Regions from separate parts of the Homo sapiens genome. Here region 1 is linked to region 2. The links are chromatin contacts, found by Hi-C or POLR2A ChIA-PET in ENCODE. All regions are on one chromosome and are shown on one strand. Each heading gives the region's core, a stretch centred on a gene start or an enhancer-like site at or near the end of the contact. The rest is flanking DNA. Distances are from core to core; before and after follow the strand shown.

What was found. Hi-C counts contacts between places; a loop is a spot of excess contacts on that map. ChIA-PET counts read pairs that join two places held with the same protein, here RNA polymerase II (POLR2A). Pooled maps may share reads with other maps.
Region 1: a loop to region 2 is called in a map of CD8-positive, alpha-beta T cell, with 5 times the contacts of the local background. The contact joins the promoter of CLNS1A here to the promoter of EMSY-DT in region 2. A Hi-C loop is called at or near these places in 1 of 168 maps with a recorded cell type or tissue (CD8-positive, alpha-beta T cell) and 9 of 50 pooled maps. POLR2A ChIA-PET finds 5 or more read pairs at or near these places in 1 of 52 experiments (MCF 10A).

The regions. Positions count from the first base shown.
Region 1 is chr11:77,636,154-77,640,586 of GRCh38, forward strand. CLNS1A (chloride nucleotide-sensitive channel 1A) reads right to left here and starts at 1,641. Exons shown (of 7, transcript NM_001293.3): 1 at 1,437-1,641. The coding sequence starts at 1,561. LOC107984369 (a long non-coding RNA gene) reads left to right here and starts at 3,655. Exons shown (of 3, transcript XR_001748072.1): 1 at 3,655-3,792. RefSeq lists enhancers at 1,369-1,888, 1,543-1,782.
Region 2 is chr11:76,442,818-76,446,753 of GRCh38, forward strand. It overlaps EMSY-DT (EMSY divergent transcript), which reads right to left and starts at 1,863. Exons shown (of 2, transcript NR_186348.1): 1 at 1,461-1,863. EMSY (EMSY transcriptional repressor, BRCA2 interacting) reads left to right here and starts at 2,201. Exons shown (of 22, transcript NM_001300942.2): 1 at 2,201-2,311. RefSeq lists enhancers at 1,206-1,841, 1,842-2,478, 2,179-2,408, 2,609-2,658, 2,699-2,768 and 1 more.

The sequences.
Region 1 (4,433 bases), core at 391-2,890, 1.2 Mb after region 2:
TCGACCTCCTGGGCTCAGGTGATCCTCCCACCTCAGTTTCCTGAGTAGCTAGGACTACAGGCCGCCACCATGCCTGGCTAATTTTTGTATTTTTTGTAGAGACTGGGTTTCGCCATGCTGCCCAGGCTGATCTCAAACTCCTGGGCTCAAGCGATCTGCCTGCCTCAGCCTCCCAAAGTGCTGGGATTACAGGTGTGAGCCACCGCGCCCGGCCCAACACGGTCATATGTACAACTACTCCACACATGTCCTGACCAAACTCATTATCTGCCTCTCACCTCAATCTTGCTTTTCCTCCCATCCATATGTCCTATCTCAGTTTCTGGCCTGAAGCCTAAACCTTGTTCAATGTCTAAATTTCCCTTTAAAGCAGAGGTTCTTTACAGTTTTTGTGCTCTGGATTCTGTAGTAGGCAGAATTTTGGCCCCACGACCTTCACTTTCTGGTGTCATGCGGGTGAATATGTTATATTACACAGCAAAAGGGACTTCACAAACGTAATTAAGGTTACCAGTCGACAGTAACATAGGGAGATTATCCTGGATTTTACAGGTGGTTCCAAAGTAATCACATGAGCTCTTAAAAGTAGAGAATTTTCTCTGGCTGTAGACAAGTGATGGAGCAAAAGGGGAAGCAACACATATCTGAAGGGCAGGAAAGATTCGATGTGTCATTACAGGCTTCAAAATAAAGAAAACTGCATGTCAAGGAAACAGGGACCTCTGTTCTACAACCACAATATTTACGGTAGATCTATCTGACTGTCAAAATACCAAAGTGCTCCACGTGGCCAAATAAAAGGGCAATTCCTTCCAGGACCCCAAAACGGGAGTCTGGTCCCTCTGCATATGACCCCTGTCTGTGTCGAGTTAAGGGTGTTCCTCTCCTTACTATACCTACAGAAGAAAATCTTTATTGTGTAACCAAACTTTAAAAGTCCTCCACAGTCGGCTCTGAAACTACGTATCCCAGAGAGGGGAACATCTCCTGCATCTGTTCATCCGGAAAGACAGGCACACTTCAGACCCTTAAAACCAGACCGTGCGTTAAGGGCAACGCACGCGCCAGACCTCCAGTAAATAGGCGAGTTAAAAAAAAAAAAAAAAGAAAATAAAAGAAAGAAAGAAAGAAAAGAAGAAGAAAGAAAGAGAGAAAGAGACAGAGAAAGAGAAAGAGGAAAAAAAGAAAAAAAAAAAAAAAAAGCACAATCCATAAGGGGAAATTCCGGCCGGAGAAAACAGAGAATGGAAGACTCCGGAGGAGTACTAGAAAAATCGAGCCTTCCACCCGCTACAGGTATCCCTGAGGCGTCGGGCACGAGACCCCGCTCCCAGCAGGCCTCCAGGCCGCCCCTTGCCCGGCTCCTTCGCACCGCCTGCTCCAGCAAGGAGGAGGGCGGCGCGCAGGAGGCCAGCGCTGGGGACCAGGAACCCTACCTCTCAGCGATGTAAAGGGTACCAGTGCCGAGGCCCTTCCCGTTCAGCACAGCCTCAGTGTCTGGCTGCTGCCGCAGGAGCCCCTCCGCTGGCCCAGGCGGCGGGAAACTTTTGAGGAAGCTCATAGCAGCAGAGTGCGGCAACACAGGCCCTGAGGGAGTTGGAGCACAGCAATGCGTGCACCACACCGCCCGCCCTGGAAGAGGCAGTCACCCCGGAAGAACAACTTAGTCTGCCCCGGAATCTGAACGCCGTCGACCATAGAGATGAGACATTCTAGGAAAAGCGGCGGAGGTCGGCTAAGAACGTGTGGAGTTTGACCGCGCAACACCCTTCCCCTTCTTCCTCGCCATTTCTGAGGCTTTGGGCTTCAATAACTGAGGGTTCTGTGGGAAGTCCCTCAGGATTGTCACAGTGAAACCACCACTGCAAAATTATAACTGAGACACTGAAAGCGATCTGACCTACCCAAATCCATGTTGTTTCTAACCTCCAAACTGTCCTTGTTCATTGCTGGATATAGGCTGAACTAACTTTGGGAGGAACTTAGTTTACAGTTTGAAGTTTAAAACAAAGATGATGACAGCCTTTTCCCAAAACAAACTTCCTTCTTGCCTGGGGACTGGACTGCCTTTGTAGGACTAACAAATCAGCCACAAGATTAGAAATTATGGTTTAGATTAGAAATTACAGCTGCAAGCTACAAGATTCTGACCCTCCCTAAACTGCACCTAAGATCGGTGCTTGAGATATGTTGCAGACCCTGCACTTGATGGATCAGCTGGCACCACCAGATGGATAAACTGGCTATGTGATCTTGTGCCCCCTCCCCACCAACCCAGGAACTGACTCAGCGCAAGAGGACAGCTTCAACTCCCTGTGACTTCATCTCCCACCCAACCAATCAGCACTCTTGACTCACTGGCCTTCCCCAACCTGCCAAATTATCCTTAAAAACTTGGATCCCTGGCTGGGCGCGGTGGCTCACGCCTGTAATCCCAGCACTTTGGGAGGCCGAGGCGGGCGGATCACGAGGTCAGGAGATCAAGACCATTCTGGCTAACATGGTGAAACCCCGTCTCTACTAAAAATACAAAAAAATTAGCCGGGTGTGGTGGCAGGCGCCTGTGGTCCCAGCTACTGGGGAGGCTGAGGCAGGAGAATGGCGTGAACCCGGGAGGCAGAGCTTGCAGTGAGCCGAGATAGCGCCACTGCACTCCAGCCTGGGCGACAGAGCGAGACCCCGTCTCAAAAAAAAAAAAAAAACAACAAAAAACAAAAAACAAAAAAACTTTGATCCCTGAATGCTCTGGGAAACTGATTTGAGTAAAAATAAAACTCTAGGCCGGGTGCAGTGGCTCATGCTTGTAATCCCAGCACTTTGGGAGGCCGAGGCGGGCAGATCACGAGGACAGGAGATCGAGACCAGCCTGGCTAACACGGTGAAACCCCGTCTCGACTAAAAATACAAAAACAAAATTAGCCGGGCGTGGTGGCAGGTGCCTGTAGTCCCAGCTACTCGGGAGGTTGAAGCGGGAGAATGGCGTGAACCCGAGAGGCGGAGCTTGCAGTGAGCCGAGGTCGCGCCTTGGCACTCCAGCCTGGGCGACAGAGAGAGACTCCGTCTCAAAACAACAACAACAAACTCTAGTCTCCTGCACAGCAGCTCTGCGTGAATTACTGTTTTTCTGTTACAATTTCCATCTTGATAAATCAGCTCTGTCTAGGCAACAGGCAAGGTGAACCCATTGGGCCATTACAGCAGCAACCCTGTTACAACCCTGTAACCCAGTTACATACAACCCTGTTGTAACTGCCCAATGGGATCACCGTGCCTGCTGCTTAGACAGAGCCTATTTATCAAGACAGGGGAATTGCAATAGAGAAAGAGTAATACACCGGTGGCAATGGCTCACGCCTGTAATCCCAGCATTTTGGAGGCCGAGGCGGACGGATCACCTGACGTCGGGAATTCGAGACCAGCCTGACCAACATGGAGAAACCCCGTCTCTACTAAAAATGCACAATTAGCCTGGCGTGGTGGCGCATGCCTGTAATCCTAGCTACTCGGGAGGCTGAGGCAGGAGAATTGCTTGAACCCGGGAGGCGGAGGTTGCGGTGAGCCGAGATCACGCCATTGCACTCCAGCCTGGGCAACAAGAGCGAAACACTGTCTCAAAAAAAAAAAAAAAAAAAAAAAAAAACAAAGAGAGAAAGACTAATACATGGAGTCCCTTGCCAAAGGATGCATAGGACATAGAGACCACTCATCTGGAGCTCAGAAGTCTCCCAACTCGGTTATGATGTTCTGATCTGGCCACCCCGTCCCCATCTCCTGGGACTGTTCACATCTCAGGTATACACAACCAAGTAGCATACATCAATCTAGGTCCTTATACTGCCCTAGTGCACAAGCCACGTCCCCACGTGTCAGGTGGGCAGATAAGTATAAAGGGTTAATAAGGGCAGGGTGAAGAGCTAGCTACATCAGTAAGGAGCTGGGGCACTGACTGGAAAGGAATTAATCCACCAAAATTGCAATTGATGTTTTGTTTCTTCGTTAGGCACTAAAGAGTATAGTAGTAATAGGAAGAAAGACTTCCAAAATCGTCATAATGGTAGCTAAAGTTAACGAGTGTTCTGTGCCAGGCTCTCTTCCAGGCACTTTACCTGCACTTTGCTTGCATCATCTCTTCATTTACTCTTTGCAAGTTTGTGAAGTTACTATTATTGACCCACTTTACAGATGAGAGACCTGAGGCATTAAACTCAAGAGCAATAATTTGGCCATGAGAGAACAAGTGAAATTCAAGTAAATCCCCTTGTAAACTCAGTATGGTAATACCTTTGCAGTAGGACTGCTGAGGCTGGAGGACAGGATGTGTGGGGTAGTTTTGTTTCTATCTTCTCAACAGTTAGGCTGGCATTAAATTTTTAACGTGTTTGAGATCAGCCTGGGCAACATAGTGAGACCCCCATCTCTACCAAAAAATAAAT
Region 2 (3,936 bases), core at 613-3,112:
TGGAGCCAACATAATCAGGTTTAAATCCCAGCTTTAGCTTTTTTTTTTTTTTTTTTTTTTAAGATGGAGTCTTGCTCTGTTGCCCACGCTGGAATGCAGTAGAGCGATCTTGGCTCACTGCAACCTCCACCTCCCTGGTTCAAGCAATTCTCCTGTCTCAGCCTCCCGAGTAGCTGGGATTACAGGCACATGCCACCATGCCCAGCTAATTTTTGTATTTTTAGTAGAGGTGGGCTTTCACCATGTTGGCCAGGCTGGTCTTGAACTCCTGACCTCAAATGATCCACTTGCCTCAGCCTCCCAAAGTGCTGGGTTTACAGGCGTGAGCCACCATTTACTTATGTGTGACTTTAGGCAAGCTATTTTGCTTCTTTCCTAGACTTTAGTTGCCTCCTTTGTAATTAGAGATAATAAAAGTTTCCACCTCATAAAGTTGTTCTAAGGACTGAATTACTATGTAAAATGCTTAGACCAGTATGTGGCACTTAGTAAGCACAAGGATTGACTATAATAATTCATCACTCATATGCTACTTCTTAAGGTCAGAGTCAGTTTTATAAGCCCCTTGTCTTTCGATTTGTACTCCATTGTAGAGGAGTAGACATTCATTGTCATTTTGACATTCACTGTAGAGGAAAGGACATTTGGAGGTCAGAAGACCTGGGATTACAAAGCCTAGCTCTCTTCCAATTCCTAGCTCCGTGAAATTTGGTGAGTCCTTGGTACATCTATGTTTTTCTCATTCATAGTATGAAAGACCTTAATCGTACCTGTCACACTGAAATGTTGCGAGGCTCAAATCAAATAATATATGTTAAAGTACAAAAATCCTCTATGAAGATTTCACTTACTATCTTTCCAAGAGTTCTTAAGCAACTGGATGCATAGGAAGGTCAGGGAGACAGCGGAGGGAGGGCCTGGTGATTAATATGTTCCACTTTACGATTTTCTGAAGGTGTAGGTTGGGTTTCAACAACAGTGACTTTCCTAGACCTCGGAGGGTATTTTTAGCTAATGGGCAAATAGTAGTAGGAAACTTAAATGCTGTTATTTACCTTCTCTTCCTAACCTACAGTTCCACTCAAGAACATGAAGAGTCTCATACGTTTGTATAGTGGTTCACAACTTACAACGTTTACGTGGTGCATCACAAGATCCCTATAGGGTAGTATTAACCCAATTTTTCAAGAAGGAAACTATGTCTGGAAATTGTAGAATGCACATTAAAAACTCTTTCTGACGAGCGTTTCTACCGGATCCGATGTTACCCAAAGTACAAAATTTAAAGAGGGAAGTCAATCACAAGATTTCATTGAATCTTCAGTATCAGGCAACTGGCTTCTATTTTATGGCCGCAAATAACTATATATTGGGCCCCTTTTCTCACCTGTAAAATAGGAACGAAAAGACCTTCTCCACAAATAAGATGAAATAAGAACAAAGGCTGAGGGTGAACCTACCACGTCGTAGGGCCTCAAATAAATTCCTTCTCCTTCTTGCCCTTGACAGAGATAGCACGAGATATCACTACCATTCCCACTTCACACGTGGAGGAAATCCAACGCGAGAACGCTCGGATTTCCCCTTCTTTACTTGCAACAACTCCGTAACCCGCAAATCGGCTACGGACAACTGCGATGTCCACTATGTTAGTTCTCGTAGCGTGGATTCTCTCTCCTCAAGATGCCATCTGGGGGGCTAGAGGCCACTAATAATTGCCCTCACGATCGAAGAAACTCGATCCTAATCCTCGACGGCACTTCAGGAACAAAGCTGCTCTCCCATCGTCCCTAACCTCACTACCGTAAAGGTCGCAGCAGAGCCCCTGCTCCAACCGCTAGCGCCATCTTGGCCGCTACGTGTGACGCCACACGTAGCAGAGAGCGCAGCCGATTGGCTGGGAGACGGCAGCCCAGGAGAGGCGCGCGAAGCCAGAGACAGGAGGGTATGCAGGAGAAACCAAGGGAACTACAATCCCGGCCTTCCTTGCGCGTACGACAGCAAACCTGGAGCGAAAGAGGTTGGAGTTTGGATTCGGACCACAACTCCCAGCACCCTCCGCGATGTCTGTCCTTTTCTTTCATAACGCGGAGGAAAAGAAGGACAAGATGAATGGAGGCCTTTTGGTGTTTGTTCTCCGAAAGGCGGGAAAAGCGAACTACACCTCCCGACTGGCCGCGCGCGGCTGCGCCTGCGCCCTGTTACCTGTCGCCATCTTGCCCCTTCAGAGGCACCGCAAACAAACCCAATTCCTGGTGTCCCCTAGTCTTGGCGGAGGAGCCTTTTAGATGAGCCCCGAAAGGCCGGGCAGGTGGGTGACTCTCAGGCAGGGTCCTGGGAAGAGCTGGCAGGCCAGCCAGGCTAGAGGAGCGCCGGGCCAAGCATTCGGAGCCCGGCTTGGGGCTCCCAGCCCCATCCTCCGTTGTTTCCTAACGGGATCGTGGGGCTCCCCGGGGTGGACTCAGGGGGACTCTGGCTGGCCTGGTGCTGGGACTCTGGGGGTTTAGCTCTGGGAGACTCCCGGTGAGTCCAGGTCGTCTGGCTGGGTATCCGCTGGCTTACTCTCTCTCGGTTGTCCTCTCCGCTGGGGAGGGAGTGAGGCGCGGGTGCCGGCCGGGACCCCTGACAACAGCTACTGGCCCAGAGGGGCTTGGGTCGTGGACTTGACATTGGGACCGGCGCCGAGAGGTCCGGGTGAGGAGCCTGGGCTGGCTGCTCTTGTTGTGGTGCTGCTAGGGAGTGCGTGTTTGGAGAGGGGGCGGGGCGGGCTTGTCTCCTTGACACTTGAGTGGGGAAGGATCCTACAAGATCCTGGTTCCCCGAGCGGGCTCCGGAAACTACTGCCCGGGTTTCCGATGCGTTGCGGCCCCGCTCTGGGGTCCCCTGGCTAGGACGCGCCGGGATGCCGTGACGTGGTGCTCGGTTCGAGCAGTCGCCGGCCGCCTCCAAGATCCTGTCGGGAGGCGGGGACTGGCTTGTGGAGGGAGAGGATTCCTTTGGCTCTGCCCCTTCTTCCTCCTCCCCACCCCTTTTCTTTATGTCATACTGCCGGCTGGGGCGCGCAGTCCAGTTCTTCTTGCCTTGGGTTTGTTCTGAGCTGAGAGGACTATGGGAAGTAGGGGGAGGGGGGCTCACCTCGGGACACAGAGTTGGAGTTAGCAGCCCCAGCGCCTGGAACGGGATATAGCAGTTATTTCGGTTCGGTGTCTGACTTCTAGGCTAGACAGTGAGCTCGTTCATTCATTCATTCATCCATTCGTTTTGCTCAGTCGCGTCAACCATTCACTTACCCATTTAACAAATACTTAGAGCGGCTCTACTCTGTGCTAAGCAGGTATTGCGCGTGCCCCCAGAGCCGTGTCTTTTTGTCTTTTACACTAGGAAATTCCCAGTTCTAAGTAAGTTCCTGGCAGCTCAACTGTTGGTAAATGGCTGTTTAATAACTACAGGATCAAAATTCATATTCCATTAAGACTTGAGAGAGTATATATATATGTGTGTGTGTGTATATATATATGTATATATATATGTGTATATATATATATGTATGTATCGTTCCAATTTTAGTATATGTGTTGCTGAAGCGAGCACGAGGAGTTATTTATTAAGTTTCTTTAACTTGCTAGGAGCTTTACAAATTTTATCTCATGTAATTCATAAATGAGGAAGCTGACAGGAGTCAACTTGCCCCAGGTTGGTAGTACCACCTGTTTATTAAATGAAATGCCAGCCACTATGAAAGAACTTTATATATAGTGTTCTTTAATACGCGTAACAAACTGGGTGGTATTACCTCTGTTTTATAGATGTGTAAAGCTTAGGCTTAACCAGTAAGTTGAAAAGTTGGGACTAGAAACCTAGAGGTGTCTGGCTCTAAAGCCTGTGTTCTTTCCACTGTGATAGTTCAAATGACTTAATTCTTGATTTCTCAAAAGT